Regions from separate parts of the Homo sapiens genome. Here regions 1, 2, 3, 4 and 5 are each linked to region 6. Evidence: chromatin loops called from intact Hi-C (ENCODE). Cell type or tissue: HCT116. All regions are shown on one strand. Region 1 has its middle 220 kb from the start of LINC02653. Region 2 has its middle 190 kb from the start of LINC01375. Region 3 overlaps LINC01375 (long intergenic non-protein coding RNA 1375). Region 4 has its middle 5.1 kb from the start of HTR7. Region 5 has its middle 270 kb from the start of LINC01375. Region 6 has its middle 52 kb from the start of LINC02653.

Region 1 (5,000 bases), 270 kb after region 6:
TTAGATGATAAACTTATAAGAATAATGTCAAAGTAACATGGGGATGACTAGGGATCAGTTTTGGTGCTGTTTAGTATACTTACATTTGCTTGTGTGCAATCAACCTTTTTATGTGGTGACATCTATTTGCAGGTAATACTAAGTCTCAGGTACCTAAATCTACAATGGCATTAAAATGTGATTGTCTTTATTGATCCAAGGGAAATAGTCTTGATACTGACTTAGTAGTAAATTAGAAAATTGTTCCTTGGTAGTAAATCAGAAAAATAAAAAACACAAATGAGTTTTATATTTTTTGATATCCTGAGCCACACTCAACATGAACATGGTTGCTGAAGAAAGCTAAAAGTTTAATTTCATGTGAGTTCTTCAGGCAACATATTATTCAGAATTTTTCTTATTTCACAATCCCTTACCATTCAGCTGATTCTTTGGATGCCTTTGCTCATTCACTCAGTATGCTGGTGATGCACCAGTAAGCACAGTCCATACCAATGAGACGTTAGCAGTCTGAGGGAGGATCTTAATGTCTCTTAATATTTCTTAAAATAATTAAATATTTCCATGGCAAATTTTTTACTGTTGTACAATGTTTCAGAATTCAGCTCCTAACCAATAATAAGTTATGATTCTATTATTCCTTCAGAAACAAACAAGCATCATTTCTAGAAAGGTGGGTAGGTGTCCGCCATAATAAAATGCCCTAAACTGGATGACTCACAGTTGTAGAGACTGGAATTCCAAGATTAAGGTGCCAGCATGGTTGGTGTCTGGTGAGGGCCTTGCAGACGGCCACCTTTTTGATGTGTCCTCACATGGTGAAGACAGAGAAGTCTTTCTTTCTTCATCTTCTTTTCCCTCCTAGCTTTATTAAAGTATAATTGACAAATAAAAATTTTGTATACTCAAAGTATACAACATTATGATTTGACATACGTATATTTTTGTGTAATGATTACCACAATCAAATTAATCAACACTTCTATTACCACACATAGTTGCACTTTTGGTTTGTCCAAGAGAAGTGAGGACACTTAAGGTCTACTCTTTTAGCAAATTTCAAATAAACAATAAAGTATTAACTATAGTCACCATGCTGTATATTGGAACTTATTCATCTTAGAACTGAAAGTTTGTACTCTTCAACCAGACCAACATCTCCTCATTTCCCCCACAGCCCGGAATATGTAAGACCTGAAACTGTAAAACTCCTAGGAGGTTTATATGTTCATGCCTGTAGTTCCAGCTACTTGGGAGGCTGAGGCAGGAAGATAGCTTGAGCCCAGGAGTCTGATGCCATGGCTATGATTGTGATACTGCTCCACTAAACTCCAGCCTGGGTGACAGGGTAAGACCCTGTCTGTCTAAAAAAAAAAAAAAAGGATGGGGCAGGGGGATGCCCCTTGACATTGGCCTTGGCAAGGATTTTTTGGATATCACTCCAAAAACACAGGCAAAAAAGCAAAAAATAAGAATAAACAGACGGGACTACATAAAAGTAAAATGCTTCTTCACAGCAAAGGAAACAATCAACAAAATGAAAGGCCAACCTACAGAGTGAGAGAAAATATTTGCGAACCACATATGTGATAAAGGTTTAATATCCAAAATATATAAGGAACTCATACATCTCTTTCTCTTCTTTTAAGGCCACAGTCCTACGGGATTAGGATCCTTCCCTATGACTTCATTTAACCTTAATTACCTTCTAAAGACCCTATTTCCAGATACAGTCACACTGGGAGTTACAGCTTTAGGATATGAATTCCAGGGGGAAAGGGGGGGCATACAGTTCAGTCCATATCAGTTAAGAACGTTATAAAGGCATTTGTCCACAAATCTTTCAAATCTGATTAATTTATTAATTGGTATTAATACAAACTTGTGTTAAAAAGGACTTAAGGTCATCTGGTTTAATTTTCTCTTAAAAACGGAAACTCCTTCTCTAATCGGGGTGTTTCTAAAGAAAATACTCGAGGATTTCTTGATTTCTATGTCTCTATGTTACCTTTTATTCTTCATAAGTAAAAGTAATAATTTAATATCTTTTAAAAGTTTTTCACTATCTGAAAACACCCAAATCAACTTGCAAGGACTGCGCTTTTAAAACAGTAAGTTTTATAAGGATATATATTTTTTTTCAGTTGTATTTCTCAATTGAGTGAAAAAATATGTAGTATTAAATCTCTGTTCTCTTGCTTCACTTTCCCTTTTACTCCGAGGGACAACAAAACAGTACTGGCTAACTACTCTATTAATGGTGCACTCTCCAGGAACTGCAGTCCCCACTGTGCTGCCATTACAAGTAGTCAGAAAAGGTCATTGTGACTTAAAGTGAGCGCTGCAGGTGAAACAAGCTGGATCCATGAGTCAGTGATGACTCATTCTCAGATCATTCTGCCATGCGAAGCTTAACAGCATCTGGTATGAAAAACTCCACAGACATGCCAAGTTATTCACAATTGTTTCATGTACATTATTTCCAGTCTTCAAATTTAACAAATGTTTATTATTAGTTTATCGTAAACAGGGACTGTTCTCAGTCAACAAACATTTACTGAGCTTCATCTCTGTGCACTGGATGGCACTGGGGATAAAATACAAATAGGATATGCAGTGACTTCTACAGTAATGAGAAGGAAACCCCAGAGCCTTGGCCAGTGCAGATAAAACCTGGCCTTTTCTTTGACTCCACACCAGCAGAGACTCAGACACCCACATGTTCTCCTTCATGAATACTCACAGACTTATCATTACCACCTGCTTCAGCACCATCAAGGCTCAGCTCATGGTGCCATTGATTTCTGCTTCGAATCACCAGAGCAGCCCAGACTCCCAGGTCATCCTTTATCCCTCAGATTTTTATCTTCCTGTCACTTCATACAAATAACTCCTAATCCATCGCCCATGCTACTTCAAGCTCTGAAACCCTTCCACTGTAAATTCTTAGACTCAAGATCAATCGGGAGCAAAATCTCCCGTATCTTCAGACTATTCTCTGAATGCTTCCTTTGCCATCTTGCTAAAAACTGGGTCACCCTAAGCTCACTGCTTTCCTTGTAGAACCCCTAAGTGGAGGGTATTTTCTCTCTAAAACCCTCTTGCTGCTGGTCTCTGAAGGAGATTGTTATATGCCTTCCTTGTCATCACCACTTCAGACCACTTCTCTTTCCCATTTCCTGACTTCCCCTTTCCTGCTACTGCTACACACACACAGAGCTTTACACAACAGGTCATCCAACTAGAACACCGACTGGTCCTTCTAGTTGTGCTCCTCTTCAGATCCCCAGATTACTCTCTCACTGCCTAAAGCTTTTAGAGCCTGGCTCAATGAACTCTTTCCAATTCTATTATTGCCATCATTTTTGGTGGTTTTTAATATTCATGTCGATGATCCTTTCAATGTCTTAATCTCTAAGTTCCTTGACACTCTATCTTTCAAGAATCTATCTCTCAACCATAGTTTACCCATTTACCTCCAAGGTCACACTTTTGGCTTTATTATTACCATAAACTACAAATAATCTAGTCTCATGGTTACGAAGGATTTGTACTCTGATGACCCTCAAATTTTATCGTCAGCTGCATATCTTCTCTGAAATTAAAAATTACAAACTAATTCATAATTTGCCTATATGTACCTGCTATGCTCATTCACCGCAAGAGTGTGCTAGGCCCAACAGTATTGTATTTAAAGATCAGAAAATCTTAGCTTTATTTCCAGCTCTGATACTTACCTTTATATGCAAGTTGTTGTTCCCAATTCCTCTCTGTTCCCTATAAGAGGATTATACTCCCCCTGCTTCTAGCAACAGGCTTGGATATGTGACTTGGTTTAGTGAAAGAAATATAAACAGAGTGTTTTATGCTAAGTCTTAGCAAAAGCTCTAAGAGCCATATGTGGTTCCAGCACTGCTCTTTTTTTCTCTGCCATACAACGGAGAAAGGGCTGCTTCTTCAGTGTGGATCCTGGAATCAAGAAGATGTAGGACACAGTCAAAGGTAGTTTACAACTGCACTTATGTGAGTGGGAAATAAACCCTTGTCATTGTAACCTACTGAGTTTGGGGTTCATTGCACAGCATAATCTAACAGATTTGGATGTGTCAGAGTTTCCTAATTTATGCAATGAGGACAATAATGATATAACTTTCTTGTCCATGTCAGAAAGTTGTTGATGGGATTAAGTGAGAAATACATATGAAAAATGTTTTATAAAATTCTACTATGCTATTAGCATTATTACTGGAACTGGAAATATATGGAATTTCAAGATCTAAAGTTATTTATGCTTCTTTATCCCTGCACACAAGCCATTCAATGGAAATACAGCATGTGAGATATGCTAACGTGAACAAATCATGATTTTATTCTTTCTTATTTACTAAAAAAGTAAGGCTGATGTTTAGAATATCAAGAATATTAATGAGACGTAGAAAAACTGTACCCTTAAGACTTCATTCCTTCAAGATAATGCCTGCCTACCTCTCTGCCCACACACATTTATTAGATACATCTCATTTCTTTTCTCTTTTCCTACGCTATGCCATTGTGTTGCATTTACAGGACTTCAAGGTTGTGTCTGAAGTTTTAGAACTCTGAGTTACCTGAGAGACATCCCAAGGAGCTTATGCCAGTGGGTGTGGGTGGCAGAGGCTGCGCATTGCAGAGTTACTAGGCACAAGGTTGGAAACATCATTCTGCCCCCACTTCCCTGCAGAGGAAGGGCATGCCAGTGGGCTGAGAGGAAGTGCTGCATGCTGAGATCAGTGAGCTGGTGCCTGTTGGGGAGGCGTGTATGTCATTTCATTAATCTTCACCTCAACCTTACCATGTTTGTGCCATTATTCCCATTCTGCAAATGAGAAAATTGAGGCTTTACATGTTGGAGGTTTTTGTATCAGTTGGTAAGAGCCAGAAATGGTTCCACAACCCAAGGCTTTCTGCTCCAAATTTCTAAGTTTTTTACTATCACGTGCTTTATCTGGACCTTTCCTTTT
Region 2 (5,000 bases), 440 kb after region 6:
GACACAACAAGACTCTGTCTCAAAAAACACCAAAACAAAACAAAAAAAAAAATCACTTCCGATTGTCCTCGCAATAGGCTACAAGTTACGCTAAATCTTTGGAATATTTCTTGATTAGAAAAAATTATACTGAGAACCAAATCTGAATGATTTAGCATTTAAATATCAACATTCACACACTGCACCATTCAAATTACATAAGAATTTGGTTTAAGGAAGAGATGCTTCAAAATGCTTTTGTTTCTCTTTAAAGCTAGTACTTGAGCATGTTTAAATGGTCATTTCATTAAAATCAATTAAATTGTTAATTTCCCTAGCCACAGAAGAAAACGTTAAGAGGAAAAGTCGATTTTCCATCAGTGGAGAAAATGACTGCAGTGCCATTTTTAACAACCAATTACAGCAGTTGTCCTCTGTAATACCTGGGCTGCAGTCTCCAACTGGATTCCTTCTGCTTCTTTTTCTTCCTTTCTTTTGATTTTTTTTTTTTGAGAGTAAAAAAGAAGACATTATAAGAGGCAATTCTGTCTAAGAAAAGGAAAGGATTTAAAAAGAGAGGGCTTCATTTCGAAGCATCCACAGGACACCATGGAAAGCTCCCAAGCACTTGAAAAGAAAATCTCACTCCACAGACAAAAATAAGGATAAAAATTTTCTTTGGATACAGCTAAGACAGGGGGTGGGGGATGAGAAAATCACAGTGCATTTTTAAAGCATGGGCTTTGCAAGCTGCATGCCCTCAAAGAAGTAACTTTAAAGAATTGAGGTGAATCCAGCAGGTGATCTTGTCACCTACTTTTTATTGTTTCATGATCTTTTAATTATGGTTAAGACATGGTGTCTGACCTCAAAGTACGCAAGTTCTACCATTTTGGCTGTTTGATGAGACATTTGTTCATCAAAGCACATTCCATGCCAAAGGCTAAGGATGCAGCTAACCTGACCCCGGAGTGAACTGAAAGAAGGAGACAGCACAGCCGTGGGTATCACAGACAATTTAACTTAGACTTGGATCTCTGAGTACCCAGACGCAGTTTTTGAATCATTCTGTAAACAACTTTACAAATCACAAATGTATTTTGAGTGTTTTCTCTTTACCCAAATGGATTCTCCACTCTCAAAATTTCACAGGCCCCAATTTGAACTTAAAGTCATACTTTAAATTATAGCCTATCAAATTATTAATTTATAAATCTTCCAGAGGAAAAAAGTATCTAAGACCTATCAGAGAGGTAACACAATTCAGGGTCTTTATAAAAATACCTTCTAAAATTTAGTATAAGAATAAAATAAAATAAGCCCTTTTCATTTACAAACTGTCCATTAAAGTAAATCATAAAAATAAATAACAAATGCAAACCATTTTTTTTCTTCAATGAATCAGCAATTTTTCATCTGCAAAATTGTCTTTACTTCTTTGGTAGCAAAACCAAGGTGATATCAAAAAAAAAAGAACAAAAAAGAGAACAAACAAAAAACTTGTTTTGTTTCTCACAACTACAAACAAAAACTACTTTTGATTTGTTTGCCAATTTGGCTGCAATTTGGTAAAGATATTCAATACCACTTAAAAGAGAAAGTGGTTTGTCACAGAGATAACAGTAATAGTCATCATACCTTATGTATATTCACATTGTATAAAGCTTTTTATTAGCAATTTAAGCTAGTAACAGTTCTGTAAAGGACTATTTTTTCCCATTTTATGAGTAAACAAACTCAAAGGTGTTCAATTATTTTCTAGAATGTGGCAGGGTCAGATATGAACTCAGATATGGCTCTAAAATATGTGATGGCTGATGTGTCACAAAACTGATGCCGCCAAGCTGTCTGTCATTTCATAATTTCTGCATAGTTGCTTTCATATTCATCCAAAAATGAAGATGCAGTTTACAAACTACTCAATCCTTCCTTTTTAACCATTTGTCTATTTGTACATCATTTATTCATAAATACTTAATATATGATTCCTGCATTTGGCACTGAGAATCAAGATAACTAATTACATCTTCATGACATCCAAGATCTCAGTTGAGAAAAATATAAAGATTTTTTAAAAGTTATTAAAAGAGCCTGATAAATGTATGTGATGTCAAAAGGTACACTGTGCTTTAGAAGCCCAGAAGAAAGGATAAACAAAGAGATAGAAGAATCTTCCCTAGGGAGACCCCAATTTTGCTGGGTTTGGAGGATGAATAAGAGTTCACCAGTATTTTCATCTTCCATTTCTTTCCTTTTAATAATTCAGTAGGCAAATAGACAAGTAAAAAATATATTTCACAAGTTATTTCTTCTTTATATAAAATTATAAATAGTTTTAATTGAATTTCCTTTGGTTATTCAAGGAATAGAAGAAAGACAACTTGTTCCAGAGAAAACTCTTTAGCATTTATCAGTATCAGTGGATAGTCAGGAAAAGAAGAGGGCACTTTATTCCTTTAGAGAAGGCTGGGGCCCCTGAGTCTAAGTCAGAGTTTTGGGGTTTTATTGTTTTTGATTTCTTTGTGGTTCCTTATAAGCACAGTTTGGTTTCCTCAATATTAGAGTTAGGACTAAGGAATGCATTATATCAAGAAGAGATAAGAAATGTATAGTTTACTTAACATAGTTGTATTTCGCTCTTTATGTTTCTTTTGCTCTGCTAACCATTTGCATAATGTTTCTTGTTATAAAAAGAAAAAGCCTTTTATGGATCTGCTAAATGCGAACTGCAAAAGATAAAGAGATGGTGTCTTTTTCAAGTCTTCCATGCTTTGTGGTGGGCTTTGCACTGTAGGTACATCATCATTGTAGGTTGATTCAACAGGAGATCCCAATCCAAGTGCCCTTCTTTCAGATTTCATTTTCATTCTCAGACAAGCTTACTCACTCTGCCACCTATTGGCAGAAGAAACATCCTCTGGTTGAGCTAATTCTAAGCACTCCAACCTCAACTTGGATGAAAATTTTTCACCAAAAAACTGATAGCACGATACATTATCTTCTCTACTACATGCATTATAAGTTAGGAGAAGAAAATGCTTGTGACTAGCTAATTCTGACAAAGCTTATTTGGTAAAGAAGGTTAAAATCATGGCAAAGGTGAGTTTTGCGTTTAAGGAATTAACATAGATTCCTTTGTGCATCGTACTGATAGTACTGTACTGAGCATCCGGACCTTGATTTATCCTTCAGAACATGATTCAGCCTCTGAGTCTTCATTTTCTTCTAGTTCAAAAAGGAACAAGAATATCTTCATTGCCCAACTCACAATGAGTTTAGGAGACAAATAAGATATGGATATGTGACCACAGAATGATTCATCCAGATGGATTTTCTCCCTTAATCTTCCTCACCTTTCTCCATCTGCCCTCTTGAAAAAAAAATCCTTTGAAATAGCTATTCAATTAATTTCTCTCATTTTTTATAGGAGACAACAGAGTCCCAGAAACGTAGTGATGATCCATGAGATGTGGATGAACTTGAGGAGACAAATCACAGATTTGGCCCTAATGCCTAGAACTAAGAAGTAGCTTAAAGAAACACAGCAGAACAACTGCAGCCCCTCACGTTTTTTTTTTATCTTTTTGTGGCTCTCAACACATTCTGAGCAATGATATGTGTGGTGTGTGTGTAACTGTGTCTCATATTCTACACAATGCATAATACAGAGTAGGCTCTTTATAATATTAAATGGGTGAGGTGGTGAATAAAATAACCTTACAGTGCAATACATCTACTATACAGATGGGTGGATTGAGGCCACAGAAGTCTCAGTGATTCATCTAGCATAAGAAGTAAATCAGAACTTGGGCTACAAGACACTTTGATGTTCTGATTATAGGCCTCTTTCACTTATCTCCTTTGCTCTCCTGTTCCACTGGGAACTCCAGATTGCCAAAGTCCTAAAGCAGATTGGCCTCTTCTGGTACCCTAAATTCTAAAGACTGTGATTCCTTTTCCTCCATAACTCAAGTGAGTCATGGGTGTTTCTGCTGGAATGAGAAGGGGCAGCAAGAGGGGGAAGTGGTAGGTATCACCCTCTATAATAGAAATTGGGAAGACATTAAGCACAGATACTGGCCAAACCTGCAAACAGCTGAGTGAGTTTGGTGTATTTGGGACCAAACACAGCAAACATGATGACATATGCAGGGCAGTGACCATGACTATCTTTGGTCTGGATAAATTGCGGCTCTGGAAAGGCAACACACTTGAATAGGAATTATTTGAAACAGTGCAGGTGTTTTACTGCAACATATTCTACCACAGGAAAGAAGTTTCAGGAGTATCTCTTTTTAATCATGGCCATATCACTCGTGTAAAATAAATGACTTTACCATATGTATAATGCTGGTGAGTGCTGAGGAGCCTTTGGTTAGCTTTATTTCTGAAAGCAGTCTATCCTAATGTACATGCATAAAAACCCAAACCTAATGCATTTTATTATTGGCAGTGGAGCCAATCCACCATTAACAAAGATTATAAGGACCACTTTGGTCATTGCTTATACATCTCGTTGAACACAAATTATAATACTAATTATAGCAATAAATAGCATTGTACTAAATAGTCTATGCTTCATTTAATCATCGCAAAAACCCTATGTAATTAATTTGTATTGCAAATGAAGAACCGAGGTTCAGAGAGATCAAAGGACTTGCCTGGGGTTGTACAGGTAGTCAGTGGGAGAGACAAGCACAGAATTCAAGCACAGCCACTAAGCCCTCACTCACCCTTACCAATAGTCTATTAAATACAGCCTTAAGTTTCTGTTATATGTCCACTTGGTTTATTCCTTCTAGGAGACTGCAAGCTCTTAGAAACCAAGAATCAAGTCTTACACTGTTCCCTAAAAATATCTGTCACAATACTCTTCAGGAATATATCCTAAAATAGCAGGATGGCCAAAACCTGAGGTTTAGCAAATTGAGAGAGGTAGAACAGACAGACAGGCAGACAGGCAGACACACAGATGGAAACATACAACTATTTGAAGATGGGACAATCAGAGGAGGGTGAGA
Region 3 (5,000 bases), 640 kb after region 6:
GCTGTATTTGCATTCTAGGGTTTTGGAGGTTTTTAACGTAATGTCTGGGAGCTTGCCTTATCTGAATCATCCGAATGATGATTTCTTTCTAAATTTGCTTTTTTTAAAAAAAAAATCACTTTTCTAGTGATACATATAAAAGAAACTAATGAACTAGGTCATGAAGTATGAATAGCAGTGTCAGACATTCAAGACAAAAGGAACAGCATACTTAAAAATGAAGTTGTAGACAAAGTATTAACTGTTTCAAAATGTTGGATTTTCTAAAGACCATTTAAATGCTGATGCCATTTATCTTTAGGAAGCTGGTATTGTTTGCCACAGTTATAACAAGCTATTGTTATAATTTCTGCTTATTATTAGAATCCAATAGAATTTTTACAGTTTGTTTTGAACACTTCTGTCATCTATTGTTCAGTTTGTTTTCATTATGAAATTCAGGTTTACTCTCAGTTTCTCCCAAAAATAGTAATTAACTATTCTGGGAATAATAATTTTAACTGGTTCATAAATGAGCATATACTAAACAACACTACTGTGCTGTATATAAATCTGACTCATATATTTTATAGCTCTTACTTCTTAGAAATAGAAAAACTTGCTTCTATATTAGAAAAGAAATCACTTTTCTAAGCCTATAAGACTAATACCTAGACATTTAGATTGTGGTGGGTTCACTTTTCTTCTTGTTAGAGGGCACTCTGAATCACTCTTCTGGTGAAGATCTCTGGGAGTTACATGCAAGCGGTGGGCCTGGGCCCATTTCCACATCCCACAAAGAGTGCATTTACTTTGTGTATCCAGAAGAGCAAAACTCCCAACTCTACTGCTTTGTTTTCAAACGGACAGCCAAGCATTCGATGTCTTCAGCTTCACTCTCTACTTTGTGCTTGGGTTCCATTTCTGGTTCATATAGGTATTTACCTTATTTTTTAACTTGACTTTGCCTTTTTATCCCTCTTTATGTTTTTATTTATGTTGTATATTCTTTTATGTATTTGAAAGAGAAGGGGAGTGTCCTGTTATGAACATGCTATACCATCTTGACTAAGAACCCCTTTGCTGATACCCAATGGGATTCCTTTATCTGGTCTAACTGACTAGATATTTTATCATTTATTTTTCAGTCAAGGTTTATTGAGCACAATATGATGGTGTAGGCATCTTTGGAGATATGCTATCTGCAGGTTCAGCTTTGGAGATTCAGAAGTGACATGCACATGCCTCTGACACTCTCATGGAGTTCACAGTTGGAGGTAAGCTGAACCATTTGGCAATCTACCTCACAGATTGAACACAATTGCCAAATTGACCGTTCCCCAACTCAGGTTCATTTCCATCATGACAAACTAATCTTTCCATTTCAGTAAAGTTTCATGGTACCTCTTTGCCTATAGGAAGCCATGCAACTCATCAAAATCTACTTGTTATCTAAGTTAGTTTTTTTCTAACAATACCCTAAATATATAGTTCTTCTACAACTTTGATGATATATCCACAATTAATGGATACAACACAACAAGAAACTCAGCAATACTAAATTTTTCAGTCCACCAGTGTCTTTGAAGAGAATATTTGTATTAGCATTTTGTTGCTCATTTATTTCATTCTGCAAAGTTTAAGAAACAACAGATACCTTCCTCACAGTGCAGCATTCTTGAGAAGGGTGCAGAGTGACTGGGTTTTCTCCTGGGTTTACCCAGGCACTTTTTTATTCACTCATCTGTTTCAGAAATAGTCACTATCCTGTTGTCTTCAGCTCCCAGCTTGGGAAACCCACAGAGTCTTTCCCTCCAGGTCACCATTGAGTTTGGCATGCTGTTGACCCTCAGTACATCATACAGCAACTACAAAACAGTAATTTTGTTCTCAGTGCACCCACAGGGCCATTTACTTTGCAGCATCATTCAGAACTTTCAGCAATAACTTTCCTACTTCAAAAAAGATAAAGAGAAGCAGCATGAGGAATCCTTGATGGAAACAAAGCTGAAACAAATATAATCTCTTATAGGATTTTTCTACATAAAATAATGCAAAATCACAACTTATTAAGTCCACAACTTAAAGCAAAATGTATGAAATTACTTTTCACCACAAGTTTTTACTGATATGAATAATGGCTATACTGTCTATATTTTAAATTAACCTTAATGCCATCTAGTGGTCACTGAGAAATTTTTGTTTCAGAAAATTGTTAACTTTAGAAATTGTTAATAACAAAGTAGTAGGAATAACAATAACTGCTGTTGCTGAAGAGACTTATTGAACACCTACAATTCTTCAGAGCTCTATGTTCAGCATTTTATGTTCATTATCTTGTTTTATCTATACAACAACCTAAATAGGTACCGCAGCGCAGTTATGCAAATGAAGAAACCAAAACTTAGTGGTATTAAATGACATGCCATATTCAGAGATCTAGTAAATATCTGACTGGTTTTCAAACCCAATTAGTCTAGTCCATTGCCTTCACACTCATCCAGAATTCTATGCCTCTACTAAACCTCGGTTGTGACTATAGAATATGGTTAATAGACTAACACACATGCACACACACACACACTCACACACAAATGCTAATGTGTTTGAAGGGAGGTGCAACCTCACATTTCCACTCTACAACCAACTCTTATCATGTTCCAATTCCCAGGCTTCTCCTTCAAGCAAGATTTTAATTGCATGGGGATGTTTACATATTCGAAATTCACATATGGTATCTCTAAAATGTGATGGATTCACTCATTCATGCAACAAATAGTTACTGAACTCATGCGTTAGACTCTGTGCTAGGTAATGGGAATGCAGCAGGGAACCAAACAGACACAGTCCTTCCTTTCATGGAGCTTAAAGTACAGCAGGAGGACAGACACATAAATTACATGGATCATGATACAAACTCATTGTGGAAAGAGCAGCTGGGAAAAATGCAGAGTGCTGGCAGGGTGTTTAGTTGGATGACCTTCCTTTGGCACCTAAGCGTTGAGTGAGAAGGGGAGTGAGGGAAGACATCTCTAAAGGAAGGACCTTTAAGAGGAGTCATGAAAGAGTGGGAGTGGGAGTGGGAGTGGGACTGAGCTGGGTGCAGGAGGGCAGCATAGGGATTCCAGGAAAAGCACCTGAGCAGCAAGCAGAAGAGTGTCTCCTAAGGCTCTGCTCCCAGACATTACACTCACACAGTGGAAGCACGACAGTAAGTCAATATGCAATTCAGGCACTCTTAATTCTTGTGCTGTAAATGGAACTTGGATAAAGACCATAATTAAGTCATACTTTTTTATACTTTGAACAAATCACTTTTACTGAAAATACTAAAATTGCATGATGTTGCACTTTATTTGAATACCCAAACATAATGGTACCTATCTATGCTAACTGAAGTTTCCATTGGTACTTATGAATAATTCAAATGCCTCCTAAATAAGATTTTTAGTTTGGTTGGAGATTATGAAAATAACACTCATGGCAGATAATGTGAATAACACAGAAGGAACCAAGGAAAAAAGAAGAAAAACAACTAATCCTCATATCTCACAACCCAGAGGCAAATAATGTAAACCTTTTGGAATGCTTCCTTCCAGTCTTTTTCTCTATTAATATTTTATAAAAATAAGATTTTATAATTTAATTTATTCATTCAGTGTAATAATTATTTCATTTGTTTTTACAAACTCTTTGTTAATATCACTGTAATAGCCAGATGCTATTTTATTAGGTGGACACATCCTAGTTTACTTAACCCATTTCCAAGCTGTTCAGTAGGTGGATTGTTTCCAATGTTTACTAAACAATGAATGACATATGAATAATGAATGGCATATGACAAATAATATATAATAAATAACACATTGCATAAAACTAACTTTTTTATAACGGTTTGTCCACCAGAATAGAACTCAGTAAATAGTAGACATTATTGTCAAGTGGTTAAGTAACTGACACAGCTTATTTGTATATCTGAAAAGAATTTAGAAAGTAACAAAGCAATTTACAAAAGCAAAACCACTGCTCAAGAACATTGACTATCAACCACCTCTTCCCATTCTTCCTTGTACTGTGAGTTGATTTCTGCCTTGATCTTAAGACAGGCTGCAGTAAAAGTTAATGGGTATTTTTGTCATGTTGGAGAATCCCAGGAAGCCATTCTAAAATCCCATTTGTGAAATGATGTGTCACATTAACACATTTTATGGGCTTAATCTTGTGCTGCTAATTGAATAATTTAATATTTGTGACACTAGCTTGACTCACACAATTACACACACACACAAAAAAAAGGAGTTGTAAGCTGTTACATCTCAGCTGTTCTTTACTTTGAGCATGCCCTGGTGTTTTTTAAGCTATATTTAGTGTTTTGCCATTTACAAGACAACTTCTATCTCTTTGGATATTTGCTTGATGTGAATGCAAATTGGAGTTGCAAGTTTTCTTCTTCTAACTAGGTACTCTTTAGTAGGTATATGCCCAGTCCAGATGCCAGGACTCTTAAACAGAGTTTTCACTGAGAGGCATTGACAAGATATAGAAATTACATCCTTGTGCCATGAGTAAGGACAGTGGTAATGACAGTGGCAGGCCATCTAAAGCAGCTGCTGTCATCACACTGGCTGCTGCAGGGAGACAGCGCTGGGGCTGCACACTCCAGGGAGCCAGCAGGAGCCAGGGACAAGTGAGAGCCCTGCCCCTTCCAAATTGAGGCAGAGGCTCCCTGGGTACCACTGCAGCCAACCAAGCTATGGCTGCAAACCTGGGCATCCCTGTGCTCTCAGGACCCAGAAGCAGGTGGGAACCCCACTCTTCTGGGTGCAGCTGCAACTGCCCAAACCACAGCTGTGGACTCAGGTATCCCTGTACTTTTGGGGACCAAGGAAGGCCCTCCTTGCCCTCACAAGCTCAGAAGTGGGAAGTGCTTGCTCCCGCTGCTCTTGCTGGCTTCTGCCTGCTCTTGGTGCCCATTCCGATCTCAGAGCAAAGTCAGGGCTGAACCCAGGCACTGACATGGC
Region 4 (5,000 bases), 270 kb before region 6:
TACCATCAGACTTATGAAATATAAGCACGATGTAACAAGATTTTGTCAAGACACAGAATTTAAGCCAATTTATTGTACCATTAACAAGAAACCACTTTGAGCTCTAAATTTAAAAGCCATACCAATAATAGCTAAGGCACTAACCATGGCCCACACAGTTCATGCTCCAAATAGCTACAGTGGATGTTGAGAACTCAATTTTGAGCGGCTGAAAGAAATTTACTTATTAATGTCATCAAGGTTAAAATATCCATCTTGGCTCACCAGTGATGGCTGAATCAAAGATTTGGTTCTTGTGGTTGATGATATAACCCCTGCCCCTTAAAAAAATCATATAAGCAGATTTATTCATATATAACAAAATTACATCTTTGGGAAACTCATCTGGGTAGGAATGATCTAGCCCATTTTTTGCACTGAAACTGGTTTTCAGATATGAAAATTATGGACTAACCCTTTATTGCAGCACCAAATTGTGAAGTCGAAGACTATGATCCAAAAAAGACACTCTGATTTAAACCTTTAGACTTGATGATAATATTGCTTAATTTGCCTTTTTCAATTGCTACTGCTAGTGCGAATAAAAATTACAAAAGGAAGTTTTTGAACAGCAGTGCATTGTATTGAGAACTTAAAATGATAATATTGGAACACTAGAATTTTACAAATATCTTGCCAGTAATTAGTCTAAATTGGAGATTAGTAAACTATGGTCCATGGGTGAAATCCGGTTTGCCACCTGTTTTTGTATGCCTCGCAAGCTAAGAATCATTTTTAGATTTTTAAGTATTTGAAAAAACATTTAAATGTGTTATTGAACAATTAGTGTCAGTCAACAACTTATTTTAGAAAAATAATGTGACCCTTCTTGCGCAGAGTAAAACTCATACCTACCTTGCATGGCACACAGGTTTCTTTGTGATCTTCCCCAAAGGTCTACCCTTGCCATTTTCCACAGCTATGGCAAGTCTTCCATGTGTTTATGGACCCTGTCAGCGTTGCATTCTCCTTTCCTCAGTCTTCTAATGAACTTTCTACTCGAGCTGATATGTTAGCTCTGTGAATTTTTTGGTCTTTCCAAGCAGGGCTAATACCTCTTTCCTCTGGGCTCTCATACCTTTGGTTCATACCTATATTAGGAGACTTTCACATTGTACTGTAATTATTTACTCGTCTGTCTCTTCTACCAATGAACATCTGCAGAGCAGAGAACCTGCCTTATTTATTGACCCCAGCACTTAGCACAGTGCCTATTAATATGTAGCTAGGGCATGCTTATTGAATGACTAAAAGAATGGATCAGGCTGGGTGCAGTGGCTCACACTTGTAATCCCAACACTTTGGGAGGTCAAGGCAGGTGGATCACCTGAGGTCAGTGGTTCAAGACCAGCCTGGCCAACATGGCAAAACCCCATCTCTACTTAAAAATACAAAAATTAGCCAGGTGTGGTGGCAGGAGCCTGTAATCCCAGCATCTTGGGAGGCTGAGGCAGGGAGAGGTGCTTGAGCCCGGGAGGAAGAGTTTCAATGAGCCAAGATCGCACCACTGCACTCCAGCCTGGGCAATAGAGCGAGACTCCATCTCGAGAAAAAAAGTCGCAACAAATCAAATAAAATAATGGATTAGGCATAGTTTTTCCTAGAAATGGGATATGACTGTGATGGTAATTTTACTTTAAGATATCATTTTGTTGAATATAGAAGGATTCATAAAATTCTAAAGAAACTGTAGAATAAGATGTGTCCTATCACTTCTTCAATGAAAGCCTTACTTCTATTTTGATTATCTTGAAATACCACAAATCTCTCTAGATTTTGCCCCAATTACTGATTGCCCTTTTGAGTAAAACTACTCCAAAAGTTGTCCACCTTCTGAATTGCCATGTTCTGTCTTTTGATCTCTCGAATCCATTCCAATCTGTTTTACCCCTACCATTGCACTGAAACAGTTCTTGCCTTACTTTGCACTTAACTCAGTCAATTTCTACCCCCTTGAAACATTTTCTTTCCTTGACTTTAAATATCCAATTTCTCTTGGTTCTTCTCCTGCCTGACTGCCCCCTCATTCTCAGTCTTTGTTGGTTTCTTTTCCTCTCCAAGATCTCAGGATGTTGGTGCATCCCACGGTTAAATCCTCAGGACTCTTCTGTAACTACTTTTCCTCTTGGGAGATTTTCCCCTGAAATTGTATCTGCATAGCTGACATCTCCACTTGAATAATCCAATAGTATCTTAAACTTAATGTGTCCTTTTAAAACAGAGCTCCTAAAACAATATCTGGTTTGCATTAGACACTCATTAATTAATGTTGACTCAATGAATGATTGCTACTTTAATCTATTTTTTAATTGAGGAATTTAAATTTTCTTCTCATTAGAAATCTTTCAGGAAGGATTGGGAGCTGACAATGTCAAATGTGTTCATTGATAAAAACTTTCCATGAAAGTTGTCTCTGTGGAATTTGTGCTGCTGAATAGATTCCCCACTAGGGGGTATGCATGCACCACATACATTTCGAAAACAGTCCTGGTTAAGAAAAATTGAGTGATTAATAAAATAAATAAGGGCTCTTGGATGTAGCTGTTGTCTGATTTTTCATTTATCTTGTTTGGAGGAAACTTTTTAAAGGTTACCTTTATTTTGTAAAGAGAATGAAAATTTTCTAAATGGAAAGAATCAAAGAAAAAATGTTTTTATTTTTAGTATGTCTAAATTAAAACAAAACACAATTCACTTTTAGGCTGAAGAATTACTTTACAACATGAATGATTCTTGGTTATAGGCATTATTCTACACTCAGTTCAACTGACTAATGTTTATTGAACACCTAGTATATGGCAGGAGTAAGGAAATATCCCTCCCTTTGATAAGTTCACAGTCTAATGGGGAAGACAGTCATGGAAATATGAAGCATAATGCAACAGTAAGTACTATAATAAATATAATTTAAAAGTGCTTTAAAAGCCTACAAAGAATGAAATTAACTATGGCGAGGGGTGCTGTCACTGAGAAGGAGACATTCAGGTGTCCCAGACTAACTGCTTTTATCCTAACTGGGCCTCAAAAATGTCTGTGTTGATGGATTTGAGTCCCTGTCTCTAGCATGTGTGTTCTCTGTATTAGTGATCTGTAGCCCCAATAAAGGCCACAGGGTAGTATCTGGATATTTACTTACAATACTCTTAGTACTACACTGTCTAAGCATTCTAGTTTCCCTAGTCTTTTCTCACCCAATTCTGGGGGCAAGGGACACCCAGATAATTAGTCTAGTTGAGTGAGGAAATGGGGTACAAATGTGAGAGACTGAAAAATTTGGAGAAATGAAAGAGTGGCCCTGTGGAAGTCCGCTGCACTGGGCATGGGAGGCCATCAGACCCCCGATAGACATGATATCAGCATGCTTGACTGACTAGTGAGTTGCCAATGAACCCTATGGCTTAGGAAGCTTTTTTTGTGCTTCTTAAAGTACATCTAGGTTGTCAGGGTATGAAGGTTTATGGGAAAACAAACTATCCTAAGCTTATGTCCTGTGGAGGGATATGTGTGGGTTTTCATAGATGGGATTACGCATATGCATTTAGATGAGCTAGATGAGTACCTAGAGGGAAGAAGGGCTGATAAAAAGACAGTAACTATGATGTAGGACTCCACAGCTCTTCTGCACTCTCCGAGAGCAGTTCTTAGAGCAGGAGATTGCCAGATTGCCAGTTGGAAACCTCAGAAAGCTGTATTCTCAGGTGCCCTCACTGACAATCTTATGAGAATGCTATTGTAGGCAATGAGAGTCTAGATAAGAATTAGTACTTTTAAAAGCAGTAATTTTTTTAAATGCTAGGAATAAAAGGGACAGAAAATAAAGACATGATTTGATTTAGATGCCAACACTTTACTTACTGTCTCTGGTATAACTGTTGAAGAGTGGGTGGGCAGCGGGAGGGAAGAAGGAAGCAACACCTTGATATGGCTTTTAAACACCAGAAAACTAAGGGCAGAACAAACAACAAATTTAGATGAATATTTAGATATTTTATGAATATTTTGTGAAGCTATATCTTTGGCATTTCTTTGTGAGAAAATTACAGAAAAGTATACACTAGATTTTGGCATTTTTATGAGGACACAATTATTTGTTAGTGAAGGTTAAAGGGAAACTGAAAGAATTCCAGATTGCTCTGTCAGGATTTTGGAATAACACAATGATAGATGAAATTTAAACTCAACATAAGCAAAGTAATGCTGCAGAAGCCGAGATTTTCAATAACTATGTTTATGCATTGTGACAGCTTATAAATTAGAAACCTAGCAACTCTTAGGAAATACACTCAGCCATCACTAGGGATAATATAACAGAGGTGACTGTTCTATAAAAAAGGGAGCTTGGACTTGATGCTATATTGACAATGAAGGAGGTAGTAATTTAAAAAATAGTATTTTAATGATTATTTGCTGTATTTATATGTCACACAATTTAAAAGTTGTTATGGAATAAACATTTGTTTCCTCCAAAAAATTGGTATGTTGAAATCCTGCTCCCCATTGTGGTGGCATTAGGTGTGAGAGAGTATCTCATTGTGGTTTTGATTTGCATTTTCTCTGATGGTTAGGGATGATGAGCATTTTTTCATGTTTGCTGGCCACCTGTATGTCTTCTGTCGAGAAGTGTCTGTTCATGTCCTTTGCCCACTTTTTAATGGGGTTATTTGTTTCTTGCTTGTTCCTTCATTTAAGTTATAGATTCTGAACATTAGGACTTTGTCAGATGGGAGAGGGAGATGATTAAGTCATGAGGGCAGAACCCTCCTGAATGGGATTAGTACCCTCATAAAAGGGACCCCAGGCCAGGCTTGGTGGCTCATGCCTGTAATCTCAGCACTTTGGGAGGCTGAGGCAGGCGGATCACTTGAGGTTAAGAGTTTGAGGCCAGCCTGGCCAACATGGTGAAACCCGGTCCCTACTAAAAACAATACAAAAATTAGGCAGGTGTGGTGGCATGTGCCTGT
Region 5 (5,000 bases), 360 kb after region 6:
CTCGTTTTTTCCTTGTCTTTTGTTGGATTGGGTTAATTCAAAAATCTTGTCTTCAAGCTCTGAAGTTCTTTCTTCTGCTTGTTCCATTCTATTTCTGAGACTTTCCAGAGCATTTTGCAATTTTGTAAGTGCATCCATTTTTCCTGAAGTTTTGTTTTTTATGTATGCTATCTATTTTATTAAATATTTCTCCCTTCACTTCTTGTATCATTTTTTTTTTATTTCCTTACATTCGGCTTGGCCTTTCTCTGGTGCCTCCCTGGTTAGCTTAATAACTAACCTTCTGAATTCTTTTTCAGATAGATCCAGGATTTCTTCTTGGTTTTGATCCATTGCTGGAGAGCTAGTGTGATTTTTGGGGGGTATTAAAGAATGTTGTTTTGTCGTATTACCAGGGTTGGTTTTCTGGTTCCTTCACATTTGGGTAGGCTCTGTCAGAGGGAAGGTCTAGGACTCAAGGCTGTTGTTCAGTTTCTCTTGACCCATGGGGTGTTTCCTTTGAGGTAGTACTCTCCCTCTTTTCCTAGGGAAGTGGCTTCCTGAGAGTCAAGCTGTAGTGATTGTTATCGCTCTTCTGGATCTAATCACCCGGCAAGTCCACCAGGCTCTGGGCTGGTAGTTGGGGTTGTCTGCACAGAGTCCTGTGATGTGAACAATCTGTGGGTCTCTTAGTCATGGATACCAGGACCTGCTTCAGTGGAGGTGGCAGGGGGGTGAAATGGACTCTGTGAGGGTTCTTAGCTTTGGTTGATTAATGCATTATTTTTGTGCTGGTTGGCTTCCTGTTGGAAGGTGGTGCTTTCAAGAGAGCATCAGCTGTGGTAGTATGGAGTGGAACAGGTGGCAGGCCTAAACCTCTTTTTTTCTAAATAAATTACCCAGTCTTGAGTATTTCTTCATAGCAATATGAAAATGAATGGAGTGTATGTTGTAATCCCTTGAACAACCACTAAAAATAGTGGTTTAGCCAAAAAGCCAATAAAAAAATTATAATTAAAATATGATACATATTCAGTACTTAGGCAAGGAATGGAGATAAGAGAAAGAGAAAACAGAAGGGATAAATAAAAAAGTAATAAAATGGCAGACCTAAATCTTACCATACGAATGATTCATTAAATGTTAATGAATGAAGCACTTCCAGTTAAAGTGCAGAGATTATCAGGGGGATAAGAAAGCAAGACCCAATCAACTTAATGCTATCCTTAAGAGATGCACTTGAAATATAAAGACACAAATAACTTGAAAGTAAAGAGTTATAAAATATATATATATATATACCACAAAAACATAAAGCATTAAAAATGAGGGCATAAAACTACTAATAGAAAACATAGAGGAAATGCTTGATGACATTGGTCTGGGCAAGTATTTTTGGATAGTACTTCAAGGTCACAGGCAACAAAAGCAAAAATAGACAAATGGGATTACATCAAACTAAAAAGCTTCTGCACAGAAAAAGGAACAATCAACAGAGTAAAAAAAATCAACCTACAGAATTGGGAGAAAATATTTGCACACTATACATCTGACAAGGGATTAATATCCAAGATTTATAAGAAACTCAAACAATAGCAAAAGCAAATAACCCAGTTTAAAAGTGAGCAAAAGACTTGAATAAATATTTCTCAAAAGAAGATACACAAATGGCCAACAGGTATTGAAAAAATGTTAAACATCACTAATCATCAGGGAAATGCAAATCAAAACCACAATGAAATATCACCTCACCCCACTTAGAATGGTTATTATCCAAAATACAAAAGATAATAAGTGTTTGCAAGGATGTAGAGAAAAGGGAACCTTTACACACTATTGGTGAGAATTAAAAATTAGTGCAGCTATTATGGAAAACAGTTTGGAGGTTCCTAAAAAATTTAGAAATAAAACTACCATATGGTCTATAATCCCACTACTGAGTATATGTCCAAAAGAAAGGAAATCAGTATGCCAAAGATATATCTACACTCCAGTGTTTATTGCAGCATTATTTACAGTAGCTGAGATGTGGAATCAACCCAAATATCTACCAGTAGATGAATGGATAATGAAAATGTGGTATATATACACAATAGAATACTATTCAGCCACACAAAATAATAAAATCCTGCCATTTGTGACAATATGGATGAACCTAGAGGACATTATGTTAAGTGAAATAAGCCAGGCACAGAAAGATAATTACTGCATATTCTCTCTCATATGTGGAATCTAAAAAGTTGATCTCATCGAAGTAGAGAGTCAAATAGTGGTTACCAGAGGCTGGGATGGTTGGGAGGATATGGGAAGATGTTAGTCACAGGATGCATAATTACAGTTAGATGAGTTGGATGGGGGAATAAACTTTAAGGGGTCTATTGTACAATAAACTGATTATAGTTAATTACAATATATTGTATTCTTGAAAAATGTGAAGAGTGGATGTTAAATGCTCACCACAAAGTTGTAACTATGTGAGTAATGCATTTCTTTGCTAGCTAGGTTTACACATTCTACAATGTATATATACTTCAAAACACGATATGGTTTTATACATGATCAAAACATACAATGTTATCTGTCAATTAAAAAAAGAAAAGCTTGTTTACATGAAGCAAAAATTGAAAGAATTAAAAGGAAAAAGATAATTATATCACCATAGTTAGAGATTTCAATACTCCATTTGATAAAACAACTAGACAAAAACATCAGTAAAAACAGACAACTTGAACAACACTATCAGCTATCTTGATCTAAAAGTTAGGGAACAGTAGACCCAACATCTGCATTATAACACATTTATTTCAAAACCGCATGGTACATTCACCAAGATGAATCACAAGGAATAAAACAAATCTCATCATCAGAGGTTTGTGGTGAATGAGTGGGCGAGTGACTTTGATCAGGTAGATATGTTTCTGAAAACCCATTATGAGTGGAGCATTGTCTAGGAAATTACAAAGGAAGGTGATGACTCAGTTCTTCCCTCAAAGTTGGCATAATATAATGAGATTGGGCCAAGATAATGGTGGATACATAAGTGCCAGTGACCCAAAAATGAACTTGCCTGATCCACAGGAGCTTTATTCAGGACTGCATGCCACATATATGGAAGAAATATTTTTAGAAAACACATTAAAATTGTCTACAAGTCATTTATTTATGGTGCCAGAAATTGCAGTTAGCTGGATTTGTCTACTCCCTTTCAGGAAAATAGGAGCTTGATAATATTTATCTTCAAGGTTTCAGGTCTGAGGGCAGGCAAATTGTGAAAAATAGGAATGTTTTCTTCCTGTCTTTTACCCTCTGAGACCATGTGACCCAACAGAAATATAATGAAAACCACAAAGGCAAGCCACATATGCAATTTTAAATTTTCTAGTATCTACATTGAAGGAAATACAAAGAAACAAGAGAAATTGATTTTAGTAATACATTTTATTTAAGCTAATGTTTTAAAAAATATTACTTCAAAATGCAATAATTATAAAAGTTATAAATGAGATAATTGGCATTTTTATGTTGCCTTAATGAAATATGATGTCTGGGGGCAGGGGGTGTATGTTTTACAGTCCGTCTTAATTTGAACTAACCACATTCAAGTGCTCAAAAGTCACATGTGGTTAGTGTCTGCCATATTAGATAGCATGGCTCTAGTAAGTAGCAGAGAGAAAAAAAAACACTATTTATTTTTCTCTACTCCATCTTCTATGCTGTTAGAACCTACCTTTGAGCTAAGATGATCCATGCGCTCTCCACCCTCTAACAACACAGATGTTGCCGATTATACCAACAGGGCCAGGAAAGGAGCATAAACCCAGGTTAAGCCAGAGGAGATAGGAAGGGTCTTTTCACTGCCTTGGAGAGCCTCTGTCTTGATCTGTCCTGTCCTGTCACCATGTCAAGAACCCTTGTGTATGAATTGCAGAGAGTGTAAATTAAAATACATAAAAATTGTTAAAGCAATATAATTATCAAGAACATGGCTCTGGGAGTAAACAAACCTGTGTTTCAATGCTGGCTCTGCCACCACTAGCTTTAAGTCCCTGAAAAAGTGATCTAATTGCTCTCAGCTTCAGTTTCTTTATGTGTAAAATAGGAATTATAATAACTATTTTGTAAGATTGTTGTAAAATCCTACAGGGATATATTATACATATGTAAAATGCCCGGTGGAGTTCATAGCACACAGACACTCAATGATTGCCAATGCTGTTGTTTTGGTTGTTGCTAGTGCTCAGAGAAGAGAATTTGTTAACCAAGCACACTCCATAAAATGTATACCCTGGAGAATTTTTGTAAAATTTTTCTGACAGTGATATTAGCATAGCTGACATAGAAAATCTGACGTAATAACATTTCCAGTGATAATCTCAAAAATTATATCCAAATAAGAACAGACCTACACACATAGATATAGCTTATGTTAAAATCCTAACATTTTAAACTTGATATCAGAAAGTCCTTCCAATTATGCAAAACTTTTCACTTCTGTTTTAAATTTTAAGGTAATTCTCATAGTAACTTCCATACACTGCTGCAAATGGTACACAAACATTTCAAAAGAATTTTTAAATATGTTGCAAAGACATTATACAAAATTTAGCAGAAATGCTGCAAGTCATAGTGAAGACAAATCTTTCATGGAGAACTAAAATTGTACATAGCCAGAAATTTTAAATTTGAAAAACATATATATATATATATATATATATATATATATATATATATATATATATATATATATAAATTGAGTGCTCCGAGGGGGGAGAAGGTATTGTTAACAAATCCTTCTGAAAAATAAGTAAATTATTGAGATTAAGCAATAACTCAACAAATCAGAAGAAAATGATGAAATGGGAATGACAGAATGAGACTGGGAACAATTTCTTCAGTGTTATGAGATTAGAACTTGCTCAGCTATTACCATCTGTTGATTATAACACTGAGTTCTTGTTATTTCATAAAAAAAAAACATTTGCTCTGGGGAAAGGTTGAACCCCTAAGGCCTGGGGCTGAGG
Region 6 (5,000 bases):
AGCAATTATCTTCTGTTAGTTTACCTTTTTTATCCCATTTTATCCCATTAGGCTGCAACTGAAGTTTAATTAAGACAGACTATACAAAGCCAGAGTTTGGTATGTTGCTACAGAAGCTGTTTTTAGATATAAGCAATTCCTCAACACAGGTGTCCTCCCGAAGGTTATGAGCTCCTTTTTACCTGCCAGACTCCCTTTCAGTGCCACAATGTCTACCTGGTCAGCGTGTGGAGGAGGAGACTCTACCTGCTCTCCTGAAGCTGGGGGGTCAAGACTATCTCCCAGATCCAACCCTGTCTCATAGTGGCCTCAATGCACTCAGAATTTCTAAGCAGGAGAATGTCAATAGGGCAGTGCTATTTATAGGTAAATATTGGGTGGAGCAATTAGCTTGTTCTATGTTGTAAAGGTTCTAATACTAAAAAGGAGATAGGTATCCAAGATGGAAGAAGGCTGACTGACTGCCAGTGAAAGAGAAGGGGAGTAGCTACATATTAATGGATTTTAAAGCAGTGATAGAATTCTCAAGTAGCTTAGTGATATGGTTTGGCTGTATCCCCACCCAAATCTCATCTTGAATTTAACTCCCATAATTCCCACATGTTGTGGGAGGGTGGTGGGAGGTAATTGAATAATGGGGGTGGGTTTTTCCTGTGCTGTTCTTATGATAGTGAGTAAGTCTCATGAGATCTGATGGTTTTATAAAGGTCAGTTCCCCTGCACATGCTCTCTTGCCTGCTGCCATGTCAGATGTGCCTTTATTACTCCTTCACCTTCTGCCATGAATGTGAGGCCTCCCAGCTATGTGGAACTGTGAGTCCATTAAGCCTCATTTTCTTTATAAATTACCCAGTCTTGGGTATTTCTTCATAGCAGTATGAAAATGGACTAATACACTTAGTAAGTAAAATAGAAACCAGTGGTTCTCATTTCTGGCTATATTACAGAACCACCTGGCACTTCTTAAAGTACTGGTGCTTGGGCCCCATGCACAGAAGTTCTAATTTAATTAGTCTGATTGAAGCCCTGAGCATCAGTGTCATTACAAAGCTCCCCCGGTGAATCCAATTTGAAGCTGAAGTTGAGAAATGCACATCTCAGACCAAAAGTGTCCAGGTTTTTCAGTGTTTGCAGTACACAGGTAGAAATGGCTCCTTAGGCCAAGGGGAAATAAGATTCTATCTTGCACTGTACAAATCTGGGCTCTGTATGTGAGTGGAAGGAGCTTCTGGAATCTGATTTTTTTTTTTTTTTTGAGACAGAGTCTCGTTCTGTCACCCAGGTTGGAGTGCAGTGGCATGATTTCGCCTCTCTAAAACCTCCACCTCCTGGGTTCAAGTGATTCCCCTGTCTCAGCCTCCCATATGGCTGGGTCTATAGGCATCTGCCACCACGCCTGGCTAATTTTTGCATTTTTAGTAGAGGTGAGATTTTGCCATGTTGGCCAGGCTGGTCTCGAACCCCTGACTGCAAATGATCCACCCACCTTGGCCTCCCAAAGTGCTGGTATTACAGGTGTGACCCACCACGCCTGGCCTAAAATCTGCTATAAGCCTGCCAGGTGATGCTGATTCAGATGGTTCCATGAACTTTACAGAGTACTCTAAAATAGAGAAAAAAGCATCTCCTTTTTATTCATCTATTGTTTATGATGAATATGTTATTTTGTTTAAGTTCCCAAAGAAAATCCTAGGAGGAAAGGGACATTATTTCAGGTTACAGTTAAGTAAACTCTAGCAAATTGTCAATAAATACAAATCTAGTAAAAGCAAAGCCTGACATCACACAGGAGTATTTAGTTGAAGGGCTAAGGATAAGGAAAGCATTAACCACAGACTTTTCCCTAAGCTTTTCTAGGCTTCTTGTTGGTACACTAGCTGGCCCCCAGGGGTCATGAGCGACTAGCTCAGAGGAGGTGGGTGAGAGGAGCTGGTTGAGAAGAAGTGAGAAATGCAGCTGTGGGCATAGGCTGGCCTGGGCAAAAAAAGCTTCTGAGATGGTGCTGCAGTCAGAAGACTCTCTCGGTGCTGCAATTTCTGAACAATTGCAAACTCTGGCAGCCTTGCTTGTAAGAAAAAGCCAATAATTTTAGAGGGAATTAGAAAGCCTTGCTGCTTTAATTCTTGTTTTTCCTGCTGTCTGTCAAATGTCAATCTTTGTTGTCCTGATAAGGAACTACGTTCCCTACCAGTAAAGAGAATCTGAAAGCTTCATAAACACCCATTTGTGCATATAAATACATTTGGGAGAAGGGTGACATCATCAGAGCAGTGACAGTTTTTGAATGGAGAAGGGGAGGGGAGTGAACTAAAAGTAGTGATCTTGTCTTCAATGTGTCTGACTTTTGAGCAGGAGAGAAACCCATTTCCTGCTAGTCATTTCTTCTCTGTCCCTCATTAGAGAGAACATTTCCCCTGAGTTCTACAGATTTTATCCACAAACAAATATAGCTCACTTTGGTTCAAAGTTCTACGTATTCTGGGCCACTCTATTCCACTGCTGGCTTGATACATTCACTTGGATGCTTCACAGTCAACTAAACATGTTCATTGTCTACTACATTCTTGTTGCCAGAGACAAAGTCCATTTTCTCTTCAGTTGCTCAAAGCAGAAATAGAGGAGCTGGCCTTGACATCTCCCTCTCCTACCCCTCAGCTTATCCAGCATCAAGTTCTGCGCTGTCTCCTCCTGAGTATTTCTTAAATCAGACCACTTATCTCTATCCCCCTTGTCTTGGTGCTTTCTGGAACTGCCCTTGTCACTGCCTGGACCAGTACAGTAGCCCATGCTCTCACTGCTTTTCCTGCATCCACGCTTGCCCCTCCCATCGTGTTAGCCAGTGATCTTTTCAAACTGCTAATTTTTATTTTAAACTTGTGGATTTTAAAAATTGCCTTTAGAATAAAGGTCAATACCTCTGACTTGGTCTGTTAGACCTGACCCTTGCCTACCTTTCCAGCTTTAATTCTGAGCTCTCCCCACCCTCCATTCTAAATCCCATTCATATGGGTCTTCTTTGGTCCTTTGAATGCTTCATATTTGTTCTTCCTTCAGAGCCTCTGTACTAGTTTTTCCCACTGCTGAAACTCCCTCCCCTTTGCGTCTTTAATGCTTCCTCCTCCTTCAGCTTTCATCTCAAATGTCATTTTCATCAATCTCCTTTCCTGCCCCTCCCAGATAAGCGTCAGTCCTCCCGCTGTGCACTCTGGCTTCCTACATGCAACTTCCAACTGCTTACCTAAGTATGCAACAGACAGGGCCTCAGACTGCCTTGTCAACTATATGACCCCATTGTAACTCAAGTGCCTAGCACATACTGGGTACTCAACATCTGTGAGTGAAGATAAAAAGGTATAAGTGAAGGATATTAAAACACAGCCCATTCTCACATAAACACATGCACATTTCATCCAGCTAAGGGCTAAGGATGATTTCAGCCTGACACTCCTTGAAATCTTTAGTTGCTTAACTAATATATTAATATGAGACCTGGTTAGAATTAGAAAAGACTGTGATTAAAGAATGGTGATGTGCTGTTTACAAAACACTCTGTACTATTTTATCACATTTGATCCTTCTAAGGACTTTGTAAAGTAAGTAGGGCTGCTGTTATTGTGTCTGTCTACAGAAGATGAAACTGGAGCTTGATGAAGATAAGTGATTTGCACAAGGTCAAAGAGAAGAGGCATAACAGGGAAAACAGCCCTCATTATATGAATCCTATCTAGTGCAAATGATAATATTAGTAACAATAATAGCTAACTTAGTGTTTGAAATAATTTTAGATGTTATACTTAAGACTTTATATAAATTGTCTTGCATGTACCAAAACCACTGTGAAATTATACAATTACTATCTTTTCTTTACAGAAAGAGGAAATTAACCTTAGAGAGGTTAACTAACCTTCTGTAAGTGGTAGATACAGAGATAAAACCCAGGCACTCTTGCACCAGATCTCTATTCTTAACAACTTACATTTTGGTCTCATCTATGTTTACAGGAGCTCCTGGTTTTCTAGACATTTCTATCATGTGTCTAAAGCATATCTTCAATTAAAAGAATATATTTCTCTTTTTTTTGCTGTTTGTTCATTTTCCTTTTGAGTTCTTTTTTTCCTTTCTTACCAGAATCCTTCCTGTTTTTCCTGAGTTCTTTATTATGGGATGCAGTAAGTTGATTGCAATAGGAACAACAAAACAAAACTCAAAGAGCAAGTATGAAGCCTATGTTCACATATTTTTGTTGTCGAGAATGTATGCCTTCTGCAGAAAATGTTCAGTTTGTCTCTATCCCAATGTTTAGTGAGTTATACTGTCAACAATGATATTAATTGTTCTGGGTTGGAGCCATCTTAGCTGTTCAGGTAGGCATATTGGTGGAGCAGAACATGGTCTCAACTGAAATTTTAAAAACTTGGCTTTTAGCCCAGTTTTGTCATTTAGCTGAGTGACATGTAGCAAGTCACTTAACCTCTCCAAACCCAAGTCTCTTCATCTATGAGACAATAGCTCTGCCTTGTGAACAGTCATCTTGAATTGTGAAATACATTTTTATCATAAGGGAATTATGTTGTACTTTCTTTTAGGAGAAGGAAAGAACACAAAATAGAACATTTTCATTAATATTTTTCATGGAGAAAGCTACAGACAGACACTTCTATTTAATTAGCCAGCTGGTGGCACTGAATACATGGAGTCAGTTTCCAAATAGCCAAAGAATGATGGAGCTTAGGACAGGTCAGAGTCGAGGGAAGAGGGTGGGGGAACCAAAAAGGGAAAAAGTGGATAATTTATCTTCTTTAGGCTTTGGGTTGAGCACACCGGCATGGTCAGAGTGAGGAGCTCATGCGAAGTTTGTTGTTCTTCCTTCTCAGCAATCCTTAGGGATAGGAAATGGATTTTTTTTCTCATGCTTCAACTCAAATTCATTGTCAGTGCCTGCCAGGAACACTTTGTCGAGGTCATGTCAGGGCTCACTGGAAACAGGCCATGTGAATCTG

Evidence for each region. Hi-C counts contacts between places; a loop is a spot of excess contacts. Peaks named below come from ENCODE experiments on the same cell type or tissue, not always from the same donor. Only the 100,000 strongest peaks of a DNase experiment are listed, where the experiment ranks them.
Region 1: it touches region 6 in a loop (2.7-fold over the local background); 3 of 110 quality-filtered maps call a loop at or near these places.
Region 2: it touches region 6 in a loop (7-fold over the local background); 12 of 110 quality-filtered maps call a loop at or near these places.
Region 3: a loop joins it to region 6, with 7 times the contacts of the local background. A loop is called at or near these places in 14 of 110 quality-filtered maps.
Region 4: a loop joins it to region 6, with 6 times the contacts of the local background. A loop is called at or near these places in 3 of 110 quality-filtered maps.
Region 5: a loop joins it to region 6, with 4 times the contacts of the local background. A loop is called at or near these places in 2 of 110 quality-filtered maps.

Annotation. Positions count from the first base shown.
Region 1 is chr10:90,317,063-90,322,062 of GRCh38, reverse strand. No RefSeq gene overlaps it. Among named protein-coding and RNA genes, the nearest start is that of LINC02653, 220 kb to the left of the region's middle. RefSeq lists enhancers at 1,582-2,315, 2,316-3,051. In HCT116, no CTCF peak of the experiment used is centred here; a DNase peak (open chromatin) is centred at 2,352; H3K27ac peaks cover 4,715 bases.
Region 2 is chr10:90,146,555-90,151,554 of GRCh38, reverse strand. No RefSeq gene overlaps it. Among named protein-coding and RNA genes, the nearest start is that of LINC01375, 190 kb to the right of the region's middle. In HCT116, CTCF peaks have their summits at 2,709 and 2,909 (motif pointing left); DNase peaks (open chromatin) are centred at 2,884 and 3,234; H3K4me3 peaks cover 883 bases; H3K27ac peaks cover 5,000 bases.
Region 3 is chr10:89,952,131-89,957,130 of GRCh38, reverse strand. LINC01375 (long intergenic non-protein coding RNA 1375) reads left to right here. Exons shown (of 4, transcript NR_110655.1): 2 at 694-916; 3 at 1,128-1,256. Among named protein-coding and RNA genes, the nearest start is that of LINC01375, 2.7 kb to the left of the region's middle. In HCT116, a CTCF peak has its summit at 2,141 (motif pointing left); a DNase peak (open chromatin) is centred at 2,187; H3K27ac peaks cover 730 bases.
Region 4 is chr10:90,860,595-90,865,594 of GRCh38, reverse strand. No RefSeq gene overlaps it. Among named protein-coding and RNA genes, the nearest start is that of HTR7, 5.1 kb to the right of the region's middle. In HCT116, a CTCF peak has its summit at 2,490 (motif pointing right); no DNase peak of the experiment used is centred here; H3K27ac peaks cover 410 bases.
Region 5 is chr10:90,225,316-90,230,315 of GRCh38, reverse strand. No RefSeq gene overlaps it. Among named protein-coding and RNA genes, the nearest start is that of LINC01375, 270 kb to the right of the region's middle. In HCT116, no CTCF peak of the experiment used is centred here; DNase peaks (open chromatin) are centred at 2,905 and 3,542; H3K27ac peaks cover 4,418 bases.
Region 6 is chr10:90,590,003-90,595,002 of GRCh38, reverse strand. No RefSeq gene overlaps it. Among named protein-coding and RNA genes, the nearest start is that of LINC02653, 52 kb to the right of the region's middle. In HCT116, a CTCF peak has its summit at 1,887; DNase peaks (open chromatin) are centred at 1,892 and 3,162; H3K27ac peaks cover 4,037 bases.